Regions from separate parts of the Homo sapiens genome. Here region 1 is linked to region 2. The links are chromatin loops, found by intact Hi-C in ENCODE. Cell type or tissue: gastrocnemius medialis. All regions are shown on one strand. Links, peaks and the distances in the headings refer to the core of each region. The heading gives the core; the rest is flanking DNA. Region 1 has its middle 10 kb from the start of TMEM100. Region 2 has its middle 34 kb from the start of PCTP.

Region 1 (9,113 bases), core at 289-8,288, 52 kb before region 2:
GGGAAAAGTGCTCTGAAAAGGGGTGCCTACTGCTTCTAGAATGATTAAGCCATGTATTTTGCCTTGTATACATCTGAGCATTAAAATAGAGCTGCATTACTAAGCAGATTTGGGTAGGTTTGAGGCCGGGACAGACATAGGCCTGGTACCTGCGGAATCCGTGGAAGATGCCATAGCAGTCAGGCCACTTCAAAAGTCACCCAGGCCATTCCTCTGCCTTCAGAAGCATTTTAGTTCCTGTGCTCCTTTGGGTGCCAGGAACTTGCTAAATGCTCTAGCTGAGCAGATGCAAAACAGTGGGCAAAGCATGGTCTCTGCTTTCATGGAGTTTACCATCCAGAACAGGAAAGTCACAGGGACACCAACGTGGGTAATCCTTTTCTTGAAGGAATAACAAACGGCTGTGGAAGGCCCAGGGAAGATGAAATCAATTCAGGCCCAGGGGTGTGTGTGTGTAGGGGGTAGGGGGTGGTGGAGGTTGGAATCTTCATGGCACACAGGCATTTAACATTATAAATAGAAAAGGAAAGAACATGATTCTAGGTGGAAGAAACAGCCTGTATTCAAGCATAGCTTTGAAAAGTGCAAGTCTTCTACAAAGAGCACTGAGTAGCCTGTTTGGCAGAATTTTAAAGAGCACAGGGCAGGCAGAGAGCAGTCAAAATAAGACCGGAAATAGTTTATGGTCGGATTATCGCCTCGATGGCGAGTTTGGACTTTCTTTTGAGAGCAATGTGGTTTTGAACAGGATTGCACAGTGAGCTCTGTGCATTATAAACAGTAGCCTGACTTTATAGAGTGTTGGCATGTCCTAGGGAAAGTCAATATGGGGAAGAGGGAAAGCAGGTTGAGACACCAGTTGGGATGCCTCTGTGATTGTCCAGGTAAGAGGCAATGGGCACCTGATATTGGCAAACGCGGACAGGTAGGAAATCACTGCAATGGTAGAATCAGCAAAACTCAGCAATGAATTTCAAGTGGGGAAAGTTATCAAGGGAGAGGAGTTTGTAAGGTTTTAAACTAAGTAATTAATAGCTTGAGGTTGCTGTGAGCAGAAATAGGTCAGGACAAGGAGTAGATGTGGGGCGAGGAATATGTGATAATTTTGTTAGCGTAGCTATTCACTTCTCCGGTGGAGAGGCAAATGCTAGAGAAGGTTGGCATTACTGCCTAACTAGTAAGTTATGATGCATTGTGTGAATTGTCAAAAAATTCTGTCATAGGCTCACAAATAAAATTTCGAGTAAAATTATGAATAATTTTATAATTCACTTCATTCCATATGCATATGCACACACACACAATTTTGCTGACACACATACAATATATACACACCAGCTGTGAGATTGCTAATGTTTTGCATAGAATAAAAAAAATTTAAGTATTCCAATTTGAGACTTTATTTTTACTGACCATATGCAAAGAATTTATTGATGATACATTCAATTTTAAATTGCTTGAAAATAAGAACATAACTATGCAATTCTTTTTTACAGTGTTAGACATTATTTTAAAATAAGCACTACATAGATATCTTCTGGTAATGAAAATATTTTCTCCAGTGGTTACTACTCTAAGGTACTACTCATGAGGAAGGAATATATAGAAGGTTCTTGTCTTGCCACTTCACATATGGAGAAACGCTTTTGCCTTACTAAGAACTAATTTTATGTTGCCCCCATGAGTGAATACTTTAAAAAAATAGCAATCCAAATCCACTACAGATTTATTTTGGAATGTCCTGTTTTGGGCCTCATGCAATGGAAGCAAGCCTTTATGTTGAGGGGTTTACCATGAACATGTTGGTTGGGAAATCATCTGTCAGTTCCTCAAGGACATTATCAACAATTTTGCATGCTTAGAAAGTCATTGCCAAATAAGTCAATGAATAAATAAAATAATGACTCTACATTGAAATCGGATGTAAATTTAAAACTTAGATAATTATTTAAATGGATTATTTTAAAGTACCCAGATATTTAGTGCTAAGTACATTAATTATTCCTTATCATTATAATGATAAATAGTAATTTATAAATGAATAGTAATTATAGTAATTATTCAATTACATTTGGAAAATGGTGCCTAGGACTAGAACCAAAGTCTGATTGATGCCAAAGCATGTCTTCCTAATCCCTGTGGAATATTGTTTCTGTGTTCAAATGATGGCATGCTTTCTGTAGCTCATAAGGAGTAAACTTGCCTTCAAATAATCTCTTGGGTTTTAAAATGATTGCTTCACCAGAAAAAAAAATGCCATTGCCTTCCCACAGAACCTCTGTAGTGTTATATTAATTGAGGATAGAACTAGCTCAACAAATCTTTTGGGAGCATTTTTATCCTCTTAAAAAGTCTTTGATATTCACGATGTGTGTGGGTAGTAGGAAACAGAACACTTTGCCCAGCTGAACTGAGTTCAAAATAGAACTGTTTATCTAATGAACTTATCTTATGGAACAATGCAGAGAACAGATCTCTTGCTCTCTTTCTTTAGATAAAATTTTTAAAGTCTCGTTTTGTAAAGGAGACAGAACTTTGCTGTCTCCTTCTTGTTTACTTAAATAAACTATACAGGAAACAGGCATTATTGTCTTTGAAAAAGCAATGTAAAAACTTGGTAAAACCAATGATCCCCAGAGAGTACACAGCCACAGAATGAGAACACGATGTTTCTTCCATCAGGGCACACAGAAGGGCACCGAGTCTACTTTGAATTCCAGCTGTACATTTGTACCCAGTTAATGAATCTGCTGTTGATAACTTTGGATGACTTCCAGTATGATGGACTCAGTAGTCTCAGGGAAACCTTGCTTCCCTGATTTATTTCTTGCTATTTATTTTCTAAGTTTAACTTAGTTTGCAAAACTTTCTTTACAGCACTGATAGGGCTTGATTACCTTATTTTTACAGCGCTAATAGGGCTTGATCATCCTTTTTCTAGAATCTAGGTTATAGCATGAGGTTTTGGATCGCTTCCACAATAAAATGAACATTTCTGACTCTCCAATATTATGCAATTAAAATTAGCCATTAACTGAAAGTCGAGAAACTTGAGTTTGATTCTTTTCCTCTTTGTGGCTTGGGCAAGTCACCCAACTTCTGAGTGCTCTATTGTCAGATCTCAGGATTCCATCTGTAGATACTTCATTATTCTTTTCTTAGAAAAAAAAATCCTATCTGGGCTCAGAATATCAGAGAACTGAGACAAGACAACTTGGGGAAATAGCTAACACTACTACACAAGCTACCAGAACAGCTGTAGGAAGCCTCTTTTTTAAAAAAATATTCCCTGATGCAACATCTGTCAGCAAAGCCACTGACCTTTTACTGTGGATAGTCATCTATTTCCATGTGAAGAGAGTCACAGGCGTCTGGCTCGGGGACTGACTGCAGCACAAAGGTTTTCTTCAGTCCCAATCAGAAATTCTAGGTTTTCAGGTTCGCACACTAATTTTCACTCCTTCTTACCCAAAGCCAATGCAGTAAGGAGCATGGGGTGTCCAATACCATAATAAACTGTAAACTGCATTTGAAAGGAAAGCAGCAGGGGCCAGAACTCACACTTGTGGAGCCTCACCCTGCTGTGACTGACATGACGTAAGTCGGAGACCTCGGTTCACAGTTTTATGTGACAGGACACAGGAGCAGCCAACTTTAGGGAAGACTGATAGGAAAGCCCAAGGGTGAATCTCTCTGGGAACAGGAAGCATGTACCGCGGGACCAACAAGGCTTTTGGACAGAGAACTTTCACGGGTTTTGTAGAAGCAACTGGGCTCCCCTGAGGCTGCCAAGAGGGTGTGCTCTGATCACATGGACTGTGCATTTCCTTAGAGCACCTCCCTTCCCAGCCCACGGAATCCAGAAAGAAGCTGCTGTGCTGCTGTGTGACCTCCATCAGTGCAGTGGATTCCTTTATAAGCACACAGTTCTCATAAGCAGAGAAAAACGTAACACTGTATATTCCTCTCTTCTCCAAATTTTCTTATTTTCTTTTTGGTAAGGTTACAATCTTACCACTGTCAAATATGTCCTGTACACCAGGGAGGATTTGTGCTACCTGCCTCAGAATCACACAGGGTGCTTGCAAAAAATACAGGTTTCTGGGCTCCACCCCAGACCTACTACATTACTGCATCAGGATAGTGTGTGTGTGTGTGTGTGTGTGTGTGTGTGTGTGTGTGTGTGTGTGTTGAAAGGTCAGAAACTTGTGTTTTTTATCTGCATCCATATGAAGTTTGAGATCCTCTGCTTAATGCTAATACAGAAAGCTATCAAGTTTGCAAATCCGGCCTCACCCCTCTTTAAAACCCATCCATGATTCCCCCTCATCTGAGGTCTAGAATCTCTACATGACACACAAGTCTTCCCATGAGCTGGCCTCTCCCTTTCTTTCCAGTCTCAGCTCCAGCTTGGATCAAATTACAAATCACAAACAACACATTATTTTATGTTTGTCATGCTTTGTTGGTTCCTACTCTTGGAGGCTCAAGATGATGTCTACTCATCTTTTCATGACTACCTCAAGCATCACCTGCTTCTAGAAACCTTCCCTGGTAAGTCCTCCTCTATTTTCAGACTAGGCAGCATGAGGTCCCTTCCCCCATGTTCCCGTAATGTTTATGCCAGTGTTTCTCAATCTGAGTACTTTTGACATTTGGGGCTGGATAATTATTTATTGTGAAGAGCTGTCCTGTTCGTTGCAGAATGTTTAGCAGCATCTCTGGCCTATACCCACTCTATGCCAGTAGCAACCCCTCCTCTCCTGCACAGTTGTGACAACCACGAATGTCTTCAGACATTGCCAAATCACCCTGGCGTGAAAATGTTCCTGGCTGAAAATACTGCTCTGTGCTTACATGTATCATAGCCCTCAAAAAATAGTGTGGAAAGTGGCTGTTTGCTTGTTTATCTTCTCTAATCTAAAAGACTGAGAGTTTCTTAAGAGTAACGAGTGTACAGAATTAACCTTTGTGTCCCCTACACTAAAGCACAACATCTAATGCATAGTTAGACATAAAATACACATTTCTTGAGCAAAGCGTTATTGATGGACTAGATGTCAGAAACCCTAGCCAATCTTGGTTGGCTCTACTGCTTGCAACGTTGTGACTGTGGACAAATAAGTCAACAGCTCCGTGCCTCAGTTTCCCTTATTTGGAAAATGGGGGTAATAGTGCCCTCCTTGCATATTTGGGTCATTATGCAGGTATGGGAAAGTATAAAGTGCAGGAAGAACCCTGGTTATAGTAATGTGACCTAAAGGTTGCTGCTCTCATATTTGCCTTCTCTGGAAACATTGAAAGTTCAGGGCCACCCACACAATATCATCCACTTTAACAATAGCTGGAGGATTTCATTAATGCAGAACATTATAAATGTGAGAAATCTTATGGAAAATGATTGAACCTCCAGTATGGAATGAGACCAACATAATTGTTAAAAGAATTCTCTTAACATAATGCTGTACAGCACACTATGAATATCCTAAAGGTCAAACGCTCTCATCCGTATCTGTTATGCCTCCTGCTAAAGACTCAACCAGGCCTAAAGGAGCCTTCTCTGCTACAGACCTGTCTGATTTTCTGTTCTTGAGGAACTGCAAATCCCATTCTTTGCACCCTCTTCTGTCCTTCTTCCTTTCTGCTCTGTGCTAGGACAGCCAGCTGCTTCCTTGCTTCCTGACTCTTAATATCAGTTATAGGAAATTAGCAGGTTTTGCATTGGGATGCCTCTCCTATTATTTATTACCTTCAAGAAGAGCTTTGTCTCTCTTTCATTGTCTCTTTCTCTGTCTCTCTCAGTCTCTCTGTATCTCTCTCTCTCTCTCTCTCTCTCTCTCTCTCATCTCTCTCTCTCGTTCTCTCTCTGACTCTCTGTCTCTCTCTCTCTCTCTGATTATTTTATGACTTCCTTTTATACTTTGTCCATTCCACTACTGTTGCCTCCGTGCTATCCAAGCACTGTGGTAAGCTGATTTATATACAGTATCACTCTCCCTACTTTTACAGAAATAATTAGCTTCCAGATTGTGTTCAGCTAAGAAGCACCCCTGTTGCATGGAAATGTGGACTGTGCTTCTCCCTTCACCACCATCAACCCCCACCCCCCACCAGCTGCAGCTGGCCAGGCTTTCTTGTTAACCATTTCATGCCCCAAACACTTAGAGTACAAAAGCACTTAAAAACTGTAACATTCTCTACAAACGTGTCAAAAAGTCCTAAACACATATACTGACAGTGCAACAAGAAGGCTTGGAAATTATCTAATCTAGCTCTTTCACTTTAGATTTGGGCATATTGAAACCTGAAGAGGTTAAGTGACTCACTCGTTACCATTTTCTTTGCATTTCTAATCATCTCAAAAGGCAATCTGAATCATTCTGTAATCTTTTTAGTGTATCATGACTAATCTTTATTTTCCAATCTTTCCTATACTTCATGGTCCCCTCTTTTAAGCTTGAAATAGTAAGTTCCTTTTAGTATAGGCTTTGGAGATGTTTCATCTGAAAGAGGTGATAGATGTTGTTTTTAAAACACTGAGTTCTATGTATCTGTTTTTACAAGTAGCACAAGGTTTAGGGTAATTAACAAGTTTTTATTTTTTGCATATATTTAGCTATGGGAGAATATATATCCATGTTTAGATTTACTATGGTACATCTATTTATTTATTTTAAAATTTTATTGTGGTAAGAACACTTAACATGAGAACTACTTAATTATTGTTGGCTATATCAGAATTGAGTCAGTTTTCCATATTATCCAGTAAAGTATGTTCACTTTGAAAAAATTTTTCAATGTGCATTTTACTATATTTTTCCTAAAGGCATGGAAATTCTTATTTAAATATTTCCTTTTTAGCTCATTGTATTAGTCTGTTCTCACGCTGCTAATAAAGACATGTCCAAGACTGGGCAATTTATAAAGGAAAGAGGTTTTATTGACTCACAGTTCAGCATGACTGGGGAGGCCTCAGGAAACTTACAATCATGGCAGAAGGGAAAGCAAACGTGTCTTTTTTCACACGGCAGCATCAAGGAGAAGAATGAATGCTCAGCGAAGGGGGAAGCTACCTATAAAACCATCAGATCTCATGAGAACTAACTCACTATTATGAGAACAGGATGGGGAAAACTGCCCCCATGATTCAATTATCTCCACCTGGTTCCTCCCAGGACATGTGGGGATTATGGGAACCACAATTCAAGATGAAATTTGGGTGGGGACATGGCCAACTCATAGTACTCATTAACCTTAATACATCATTTGCTATCCTTTGAAAAAAATCCTTCTCAAGGCTGTGTTAATCTGTTTATAACCTACGATTAAAGTTTTCAAAATAAATTTTCAATAGGAGACTACAGTGTATAAATTATATGTCAGTGCCTGGCATAAACTAGACACTCATTTATTTTTAGTTCCCTATACCCACTAAAAGTATATGTTTTGACTTTCCCTATAAAATAATGCCAAACATTTCACGATGTGATAGCCAAACTGAAATTATGCTTCTATGATCTTTCAGAAATGTTCTTGGATAAATGAGTGAAAAGGAAATAAAAATAACCTTTAAGTGTTAGGAAACCTTTCAATCCAGCTACACACCAGCTTTACCCACTCACTTCCTTCTCTCTTCTGCGCCCTCTACCGACTACCAACTGCAAGTCTGTATTAAATTAGCAAATTTAACTGTTTTGAACAACAAAAAAGCAATTTTCCCCAGCCTATGCCTGAAAGTCATTAAAACACAAATGATTGCTTTAAAGAATCATGTTGTCTTTTTTCTTTTTTTAGTGGCACCAGGAAAACCTAGCTATAATGTAAAAAATGAGACAATATAGATAAACCTAAGTAAAAAATAAAAATCACATCAACTCCACCTTCAACAGAACTACCAATATTTTTTGTATCTTCACTCTGCCTTCTCTACATAATATGTACGTTATTTTTCTTATAAAAATGGGATTATATATTTTGTATATAATTTGTATAAACTTTCTCTTTTTGTATTAACCATCCATGGCAAACTCTTTTCATGTCAATAAACGGATAATCAGAAATGGCTACATCGTGTTCCATTGCAAGGATGTCCCACAATATCTTTGTGGGCACACATTAAGTCTGCTTCCAGCTTTTCTTGTTGCTTTTTTTAAAAAATTTCCTCTCATGTCTCATCTTCTCCATGAATATATGATAGAAACTAGGGCCAATAGTGATAATAATTAATCTCAGGGGCTACAAATGACAGGTATCTCAATATACACACTCTTTTGTTAAATACTTCTGCCTCATTCCATTTCCTATACTGCTTATTCTTTCCTACTAAATTGCATCTAAATATGCAGTATTAGTTCACATTTAGTGTGCACACAATAGTGAACATTTTGTAAAGATGTAAATTTTTTTCTCAATAAAATTCAAGAATTTTCACCTCCAAAAATGAGAGTTGGCTTTCATGAAGAAGGTAAAATCTAAATACATAAAAATAATGAGAGAAAAAGATAAGAAATAAGGGCTCCTAATACAAGGGATTTAGTCTATGCAAAGTAGAAATTCCAGAGAATATAATGGAACTGAAAGAACACAAGCAAAGGTGAAAACAATAGAAGGAGAACATTTTGAGCCAAAGAAATATTTAAATTTGATACTTAAAAAGATTAACTGAAAAGAAATGGAAAAAATATCCCCATGTTTCTAGATATATCCAGGCAAAATTCTTGAATATAAAAGACAAAACTTTCTATGAGAATCAAGGCTTTACACCTGTAATCCTAGCTTTTTGGGAGGTCGAGGCGGGCGGATCACAAGGTCAGGAGATCGAGACCATCCTAGCTAACACAGTGAAACCCCGTTTCTACTAAAAATACAAAAAATTAGCCAGGCGAGGTGGTGCGCGGCTGTAATCCCAGCTCCTCGGGAGGCTGAGGCAGGAGAATGGCATGAACCCCGGAGGCGGAGCTTGCAGTGATCTGAGATCGCGCCACTGCACTCTAGCCTGGGCGACAGAGCGAGACTCCGTCTCAAAAATAAATAAATATAAAAAATAAAAAGAATCAAGGCTTTAAAAGCCTCATGTATTCTATAAGGGAATAGAAGTCAAGCCATTTTCCCCA
Region 2 (9,113 bases), core at 331-8,330:
AAATGTAAGCAGGTCCACTTTCCCCAAGTTCCTTTTTTTTATATTCATCCTTAACTGCAAGGAAGAACTTTTTTTTTTTTTTTTGCTTGAGAAGACAGAAGCATAACATATTGTTTGTTTAGGTTGCAGAGTTTAGAACCAACAAAATGGGAGGACTTCAGAAAAATTATTTACATTGCTCATCTATTTATATATGTGTATGTCCATGTGTGTCTCTTTGGATACACATAATAGATGCTGCATTTCATAAGATATAATAATGGAACAACAATTAAACAGTACACTATGTAAGTACACTATGTAAACTTTCTAAGTTTCCTGTGTGATATGCCAGGCCCACTGCCAGGCAGTGGAGTACATAAAGGTGGGATGCAGTGACTTTAGAATTAGTAGACAACAGATCCTGTAGGACAATGAGCAGTTTGCTACAAGCTCTTAAAGTATTACATTTTCCTTCCATCCGATGGTGGTTGCATCCTTTCTGATTATTATAAACACTTGTGCACATATTCCATGTCCTCTGCAGACTGCTATAATTCCTGAATGGAAGAATCTGCCCCACATTCATGTAGTCCACTGCTTAGCAATGGACCTGGCATGACATGTAGAAAACTTGGAGTCACTCATATAGCATACTGCTTAGTTGTTGTGTTATTGTATCTTATGATTGCAAAGTCAGTGCATTTTAGCTGAGTGCACAGCCACCCAGCCACCCTTGCAGTAAAGTGTGGCCATGGTATGTAATTCTGGCCAATATCATATGAGCATAAATAATATGTGCCACTTCCAGCTCAGGATCTTAAAAGGAAAAGGTATGAACTCAGCTTGTTCTTGCCTCCTTCACCATGTCTGGGAAATGATGAGAACTGGAACAAATGCCCTGGAATCAAGGATGAAAGCCTAGGATTAAGGATGACAAAATAACTCTGCCTCCCTTGGACTGTTACAAGAGAGAGAAATAGACTTCTTTCTTATTTAAGCCACAGCATGTAAAAAAAAAAAAAAAAATAGCAGCTTTGCCTATACCAACTCATGAATAGCTCAAAAAGAGTGTCCCTTTGGACCAGGAGATCAGGAACCAGCTCAAATCCTCCTCATCTATAGACTTTGGATCTCCTGGCCTGTGCCAAACAATAAGTGATCTGCAAATTTCTGACTTGTTCCAGTTTCATTTAATGTGATCAATAAATGTTGGCTGTTATTAGCTGTTACTCCCAATTGTACATCTCTATCTGCCTCCCGTTCTCCTGCCCCATGCTTTGCCTCAGGCTACTCTTTTTGTCTATGTTGGAAATCTTCCCCAACTTTTGTGAAATTTCTGTCAAAATTGAAGGCTTACTATAAATCTATTCCCTCTAAGATATTCCTTGGATTTAGAAAAAACTTAATCTATGATGGTGCTGAATAAATGAAATCCAGCACCTTCAGATTGGAGCTACTTCTATGAATCACCTTTGATAGACACTGTATTAGTCCAGGTTCTCCAGATAAACAAAACCATCAGGATATACACCTTGTCATGCACCACATCATGATGTTTCAGTCAACAACAGACTGCATTCCAATTCATACCACTAACTAAAAACAAATAAACAAAATAAACTAAAAACCCCAACAATATGTATGGCAGTGGTGCCATAAGATTATAATCCTATATTTTTAATGCACCTTTTTAAGCTACACTAATACATACCATTGAGTACTGAATACTGTAGGCAATTAAAACATGTACAGGTTTGTAGCCTAGGAAAACGGGTTACTCCATATAGCCTATTTTTGTAGTAGGCTATACCATCTAGGTTTGTGTAAGTATACACTATGATGTTTGCACAATGACCAAATCACCTGACACATTTCTCAGTATGTATTCTGTTGTTAAACAGCACCTGATTGTGTGTGTGTGTGTGTGTGTGTACATGTATGTGTGGAATTATGGAATTGGCTCATACAATTATGGAGGCCGAGAAGTCCCAAAACCTTCAGTTGGCAAGCTGGAGACCCAGGAGACCTCATGATATAGTTCCAGTCCAAAAGCTGGCAAGCTGGAAAGTCAAATAAATTATGTTTCAGTTCAAGTCTGAAGGCCAGAAACACCAGTATCTCAGCTCAAAGCAGTCAGGCAGGAGGCATTGCCCCTTCCTCAGAAGAGGGTCAGCCTTTTTGTTCGATTCAGGCTTTCAGCTGACTGGATGAGAACCTCCTATATTGGGGACAGCCATCAGCTACTCAATTCAAACATTAATCTTATCCTCAAACACCCCTACAGTCACACTCAGAATAATGTTTTACCAAATATCTGGACAGCCCATAGCCTAGTCAAGTTGACACATAAGATTAAACATTATACTTGGTGAGAGCCCAGTGTTCTCAGATAAGGAAAAAGATTTAACATTTTGAAGCTCTTATTGTGTGCGAGGCACTAGATTGGATGCTTTACTTACAGCTTAGTCTTTGATGAGATAGGAAATACTATCTCCAACTTACTGATGATGAATATAGGCTCAGAGAGGCTAAATAATGTGCTTAAGGTAACTTGGCTAGTTAGGTGGTAGACTGGGAACTCAAAGCTAGGCTTCTTTGATCCTAGATCCCATGCTTCCACATTCCCCCTCACATTCCAACACTTTTAATCTTCCTTCTGTTCCATCAATGTGCCAAGCTTGTTTTTACATCAGTCATTGTACCAGTTGTCCTCTCTGCCCAGAGTGCCCTGCTCCCTGATCCACACAAGCCTGAAATCTTTAAATCATGCAAGTCGTTGTTTAAATGTCCCCTCCTCTGAGAAGTTTTGCAGTTGAAGTCAATCCCTATTCCTTACCTTGTCTGCATAGCATGTAATACTTTCTATTAAATGTATTTATTTTCTGTTCATTTATTTCAGCTCCAAAAGGGTACAGAACTTTGTCTCATTCCCAAATTATATACTCAATAGATAGAGCACAAAAATATTCTAAAGTATCTGCTGAAGGAATAAATGAATCAATGGTGGGGCAACAAGCTCAAAGTCCCATGATCTCAATTTGACCAATAATGCCTGAAAGATAGGTCCAAAAAAAAATGTATTCTCAATCTTGTGTTCCACCTAATTTTTACCAAAGAGGGAACACTGAGGACAAATTTTTAGTTCTTTTTTTTAAAGCTAGAATTGCTTTGTTTTCCAGGGTTTTGTTCTTTATTAATTTTTTTGATTTTTCATTCTGATTTAACACCGTTGGAGAGCTCATACTAGCCCCGTAAAAGTCTACTCAACAGAATGATATTACTGATGTAACTTAGGGAAGGGAGAGAGGCTGGAGGCAAAACAGGGCTAGAAGAGAAGATCTTTTCATTTGCAGGCCAGAATCCTGAAAGAAGAAAACCTGTATCCCCCATGGACAGATATGGGGAGGGGACTGTGGGTGGAAGGACAGCACGCCGAATTCATTTTCTCTAATCTATCTTATCCAATTCCTCTCTAGTGGTTCATAAACTGAGAAAAAGTCAATGGAAACCAATCAGGACAAAAACAGCACTTAGAACTCCATGCAGGGCATACAGCAACTTTTGTTTTATGTCAAACAGCTTATGAGGGGCTGGATCTGCTTTTAAGTGGTCATGGATTCTGCTTACCAGTGAATGTGGTGGTTCATTTTCCAAGGGAGAGTGAATGATATTCTTCATGGGGAGCCTATATTTTAGGCCTGGTATTGAATAATTACTGGACTGCTGAAAGCTTCCAAGTAGGAGTTCGCCCTTCACTACACAGTTTGGCTCATGTTCCCATTTCGGCTACTTTAAGCTGTTGTAAACAGCATTCGTTTTCCATTACAAGCTAGGAAATGTGACTTCAGCGACGGTGCCGAGTCCCTGGAGAGCGCCTGCCAGGGAGGCCGTTTCCTCACCTCTCATTTTAGTTTGTAACTTGATGGCGAGGTTGAGTAATCGCTGAAGCTCCATGTCTTCCCATCCTATTCTGTTCCACTAACTTATAAAACAGCCAGTGACCCGCTTGAGGACTAGCGGATCAACCAGATGTTTCCTGAGCAAAGACAGCATGCGTTTCCTCTTGCACATCATCTTGTGAGAGGGGAGGGCTGGCGGGCCACTCACCCCGTCTGACATCATTGGGCGAGGTGGCCTGGGGGAGAATTTCAAAGCAGAGCAGCTTGGCCAGGGAAGAGCTCAGCTGGCAGCTGTGAGCTGGGATTAACTGACCCAGATAACTAGGGAGAAGGAATTGGCAATCTAAGTGTTTGTTCTCCAGCAGGAAGTAGACGGCCTCCTTTCTACTCCCTAAATATCTGTGGCTGTAGGAGACCTTCCCCCAATGGCTCCACATACACAGTCAGGATTGCGTCCACCATATTTCTTCCCATCCCAACTTTTTGTTGTCCCTGGCTTTTGCATAAGGTTGACATGGCACAAGCTCAACCAATTGCAGTGTAATAATAATAACAACCATAATAATAATAATATCAATGAATTATTCTTCCCTAAACAACATTGAGGAAGTCAAATTCTAAACAATCTGATTTCAAATAATCTCCTTATAGATCACTAGCTTGTCAGACTTGGGGTATTAAGAACCAGTAAAATAAAATATTTTTCATAATACAGGGAGCAGCTGACATGTAATTGTCAGCTTCCCCATAGAAAGGTCATTAAAAATAAGACAAATAAAAAGTAAATCCAATATACCATTTACCATCACTATGATTTCATAAAAGAAAGGTTTAACCTCTTCTGCTGTAATGCATCCAAAGTCTTTTCTTTATACTTATAATCAAATCCAAACTACTGAGACCTAAAAAATTCCATATTACTTACGATCTGGCCCATGCCTGCTCTTCAAGCTCCACTTCCTCCTTGACTTATTCCTCTCTAGTCTTTTATCTGTTCCTCAAACATACAGTGGTCTTTGCATTTACTGTCCCCAACATCTGGAATGCTCTTCCCCACATCTGTATATAGCACACTGCCTATGGTATGCAGCTTTCTGACACGGCTCCCAATAATCCCCACATCTGTATATTCACTTCTTTGTGTAATGCCCTCCTCTGTATGTGGAGTGGACCTGGTGACTTGCCTCTAAAGAATAGAGCAAGAGTGATGGGATGTTACATCCAAGATTAAATTGTAAAATACTCTGCCTTCGTCCATTCTTGCTCACTTTCTCTGTCTGGATTGTCTCACTTGCTTTCTCTCATGAAGCAAGTTGCTAATTATGAGTGTCCTATGGAAGGTCAATGTGACAAGGCCTCTGGCCAAGAGCCAACTAGTAGCTGAGACCCTCAGTTCAGCAGTTTGGGAGGAACTAAATCCTTCCAACAGCCTCCTGAGTGAGATTAGAAGAAGATCCTTCTCAATAGAGCTTGGCAGTGACTGCAGCTTCAGAAGACCTCTTGATTGCTGCCCTGTGAGACAGGCTAAGCCAGAGGACTTAGCTAAGCCAAGACACACTGGAACTGCAAGATAATACTGTTTTAAGCCAGTAAGATCTATGTAGTGATAGATAACTGAAGCAATGCCTCATTTATTTAGATCTTGCTCAAATGTTTTCCTCTCCAAAGTCGTCTCTCTCTAAAACAAACCAAACCAAACAAAATGATCACACATTATTCTCTCACACCTTACCCAGTTTTGTTTTTTCTTCATAGCAATTATCACTACCTACATTTATATCACAGATTTATTTGTTAGCTATCTTCCCTATTAGAATGAAAATTCAGTGAACAAAATATCTGTCCTTTTGCTGGTGAACAAGATGGACATGCATTTGCCCTGATGATGCTTCAGTTTATTTGACAAATATTGATTATAGGGCTACTTTGTACCAGGCTCCATATTTATAGGTTATTTGTTCTTGGTTCTGTTGTATCTAGGCTAATTAATTTTAGTATATTGGTTCAGCTGTTTTGTTTTAAATTTAGCTCAGCTGCTCTTTGATAATGCACCTTTCTGTATCTTTCAGTGAGTGTTTGATTAAAATGCCATATGTGGGCTGGGCACGGTGGCTCATGCCTGTAATCCCAACACTTTGGGGGGCCGAGGCAGGCAGATCACTTGAGGCCAAGAGTTCAAGACCAGCCTGGCCAACATGGCAAAACCCCTTCTCTACCAAAAAGTACAAAAATTAGCTAGGCGTGGTGGCGCAGGCCTGTAATCCCAGCTACTCGGGAGCTGAGGCACGAAAATAACTTGAACCCGGGAGGTAGTGGAGGTTGCAGTGAGCCAAGATCACCACTGCACTCCAGCCTAGGCGACAGAGCAAGACTCTGTCCCCAAAATAAAATAGAATAAAATAGCCATGTGTGATAGAGTCAAGAGTAGAGCTTGTGTATACTCTGTTGAAGTCCATTGTTGAATGAACATAATTATTTGAAAAGATACCTAATGTAAATGATGAGTTAATGGGTGCAGCACACCAACATGGCACATGTATACATATGTAACAAACTTGCACGTTGTGCACATGTACCCTAGAACTTAAAGTATAATTAAAAAAAAAGAAAAGTTCTCACTTTATGCTATGCTGACATCTGCCTATCTGTTACTTTCATCTATTGACCTCAGATTTACTGTCAGAAATAATATAGAAAGTGTCTATTCTTTTTCTCAAATCCAGTTAAAATTGTTCTGTTAACTCTATCTCTTTGGGTGTAAGTTCTATTTATCAAGTTTATTACCTCTTTTGTGCAATAGGCTTTTCTTGGATGTTTAGTGTGTCTTCATTTTGTGGTCATCTTGTGCAGTTAAGATTGCAAGTTTAACTTTCTGCTTATTTGAGAGCAGATCTGAGAGCTATCACTGTGGCTCCCTCTCCACCGTTTCCAATGAGAGCAATGGGGCTCCTGGTACCATCAGCCATGCTTCCAGGGATAGGATCCTGCATCACCTGTACCTAGGAATTACCCCATCTTTCTGTCTCAAGCTCCCACATTCATGAGAAAATACATCTCAAGGCAGATTCATCTGTTTCTGGCATATGTGTGTATGTGTGTGCTTGTGCATATGCATGTGTGAGCATGTGTGTGTGTGTGTGTGTGTGTGGTAGACTGGTTAGTTAACCTGGCTACCTTACTGCTCTCATCAGAGACCCCAGAGGTAGACTACCTCCGAACATCGATCGTCTTCATTGTTTTTCTCATCTTTAAGAGCTGCACTTTCCACCAATGTCCTAAGCTATAGCTTTTTCTGCAATTTTATCTCATGCGTTTTCTGCTTGTTTCTGGACCACAAAATGTGAAAACTCTTATGTTCCAATCCTTGTGTTTTAATTCTTATGAATGTATTTATACATGCGTTTGTGTGTGTAGTAATATTTTATATTTTTTAAGTATATAAAATATGAATATATATATATATTTTTTGAGATGGAGTCTTGCTCTGTCACCCAGGCTGGAGTGCGGTGGCATGAAATCAGCTCACTGCAAACTTCACCTCCTGGGTTCAAGCAATTATCCCTGCCTCAGCCTCCTGAGTAGCTGGGATTACAGGCACACGCCACCATACCCGGTGAATTTTTGTATTTTTAGTAAATACTGGGTTTCACCATGTTTTCCAGGCTGGCCTTGAGCTCCTGACCTCAAGCAATCCACTGGCCTCGGCCTCTCAAAGTGCTGGGATTACAGGCATGAGCCACCACACCCGGCCGTGAATATATTTCTGTTTTATATCAATATGTGTATGTTTTTATAGGTCATCTTATCTACCATCTTGAAGCCATTATCTCCACTGTCTTTTCGATCAGTCAGCACGTCAGATATTTAAAGATAATTACCACATTCTCCATTGTTGTTTCCTCCTCAGTCTAAACATCCTCAGTTCCTTTAATGATCATAATGTACAATAATTTTCTGACCCCTTATCCCCTAAAATTCCCTTCTCTATTCTTCTCGGCACATAGCATTTATTCAACAGCACTGTCATATAATATGGCCCTCAGAGTTGAGAGGGACACTCAGAGTACAATGGGACTGTTACTGCTTGTACTCTCTCTCTATTTTTCTATCAATGCTGTCTAAGTCTGGTTTATCCTTTTAAAACCACATATTTATACTACTGGATTGTAATAACCAATTTCCTTTCTACCTCTCTTCCGAATTTTATATATCTAAACTCTGCCAAGCAACAGGTTCCTTATTCTGTACTTGTGTAATTGATTACCAACCAAAATGAAGGACTTCACACTAGTTCTTAATGATTTGTACCATGCTAACTTTAACCTCTCCACATCCTTTTGTAGTGTGTGTCAGAATATGCATCAAGGCAAGTTTCAGTTTATTCTTGTCTTTAACAAACTGACAAGCCTCTGATATATTGATCTCTGGTGAATTGTGGTTCCTTCCTTCTATGGAACACCTTCTCCTATGTTACTAACTGATTAGAGACCATATTATTGGCTTCTTTAGCCAAACCCCATATTTACTTATGGGGATTATGTTATTTATTTACTCAACAAAGATTTATCAAGGGCTAACTCTGTGCCATGAACCAAGTTGGGCATTGGCTATTCAGAGATAAATAAACATCATCTTTGACCTCATGGAACTTATGATCCAGTATTTACATATTTATAATTATGTATAGACTTATTATACTTATGATTGCTAGTGATTATATAGTCAGAATTTTACTGAAAAAAATTGCCAATCTCGATAAAGCAAATATAGCAAAATGTTCATTACTGAATTAAGGTGATGGGGTATCCAGGTGTTCACTGTATGATTCTGTCAACTTTTCTGTATATCTGAAATTTTTCATGCTAAAATGTTCGGGGGAAATTTGCCTGTCCCTCATGAGCTATATTTCTTTTATAGTCCTCAGCTATGCAATGGTACTTGTCTTTCTTTTAAACTCTTTGGATTGTTTTACTTGCTTTTTATGAACTTCAGGATACCCTCACCTTTTTCTCCCAGGGTTCCTGGAAGAAATTGTGACATAGTAGAAAGAATACAGACATTGGAGATGAGCTAGGACTCAAATTTTGAGCCTGGCACCTACTGGCTTCCTGCCTCTGGATAAGTCATTTAATGTATTTGAGCCTCGATTTTTCTTATTCCTAAAATGGAGTAATTATATTCACACTTTGTTGTGAAAATTAAGTAAAATTATGTATGTAATCACTTGGCATA

Evidence for each region. A loop is a pair of places that touch in the nucleus more often than their neighbours do. Peaks named below come from ENCODE experiments on the same cell type or tissue, not always from the same donor. Only the 100,000 strongest peaks of a DNase experiment are listed, where the experiment ranks them.
Region 1: a loop joins it to region 2, with 4 times the contacts of the local background. A loop is called at or near these places in 14 of 110 quality-filtered maps.

Annotation. Positions count from the first base shown.
Region 1 is chr17:55,728,350-55,737,462 of GRCh38, forward strand. It overlaps a transcript of TMEM100 not described here. Among named protein-coding and RNA genes, the nearest start is that of TMEM100, 10 kb to the left of the region's middle. In gastrocnemius medialis, for the core only: CTCF peaks have their summits at 7,638 (motif pointing left) and 7,847; DNase peaks (open chromatin) are centred at 3,352, 3,792, 4,772 and 7,650; H3K4me3 peaks cover 701 bases; H3K27ac peaks cover 4,306 bases.
Region 2 is chr17:55,780,023-55,789,135 of GRCh38, forward strand. It overlaps a transcript of PCTP not described here. Among named protein-coding and RNA genes, the nearest start is that of PCTP, 34 kb to the left of the region's middle. In gastrocnemius medialis, for the core only: no CTCF peak of the experiment used is centred there; a DNase peak (open chromatin) is centred at 3,999; H3K4me3 peaks cover 351 bases; H3K27ac peaks cover 3,476 bases.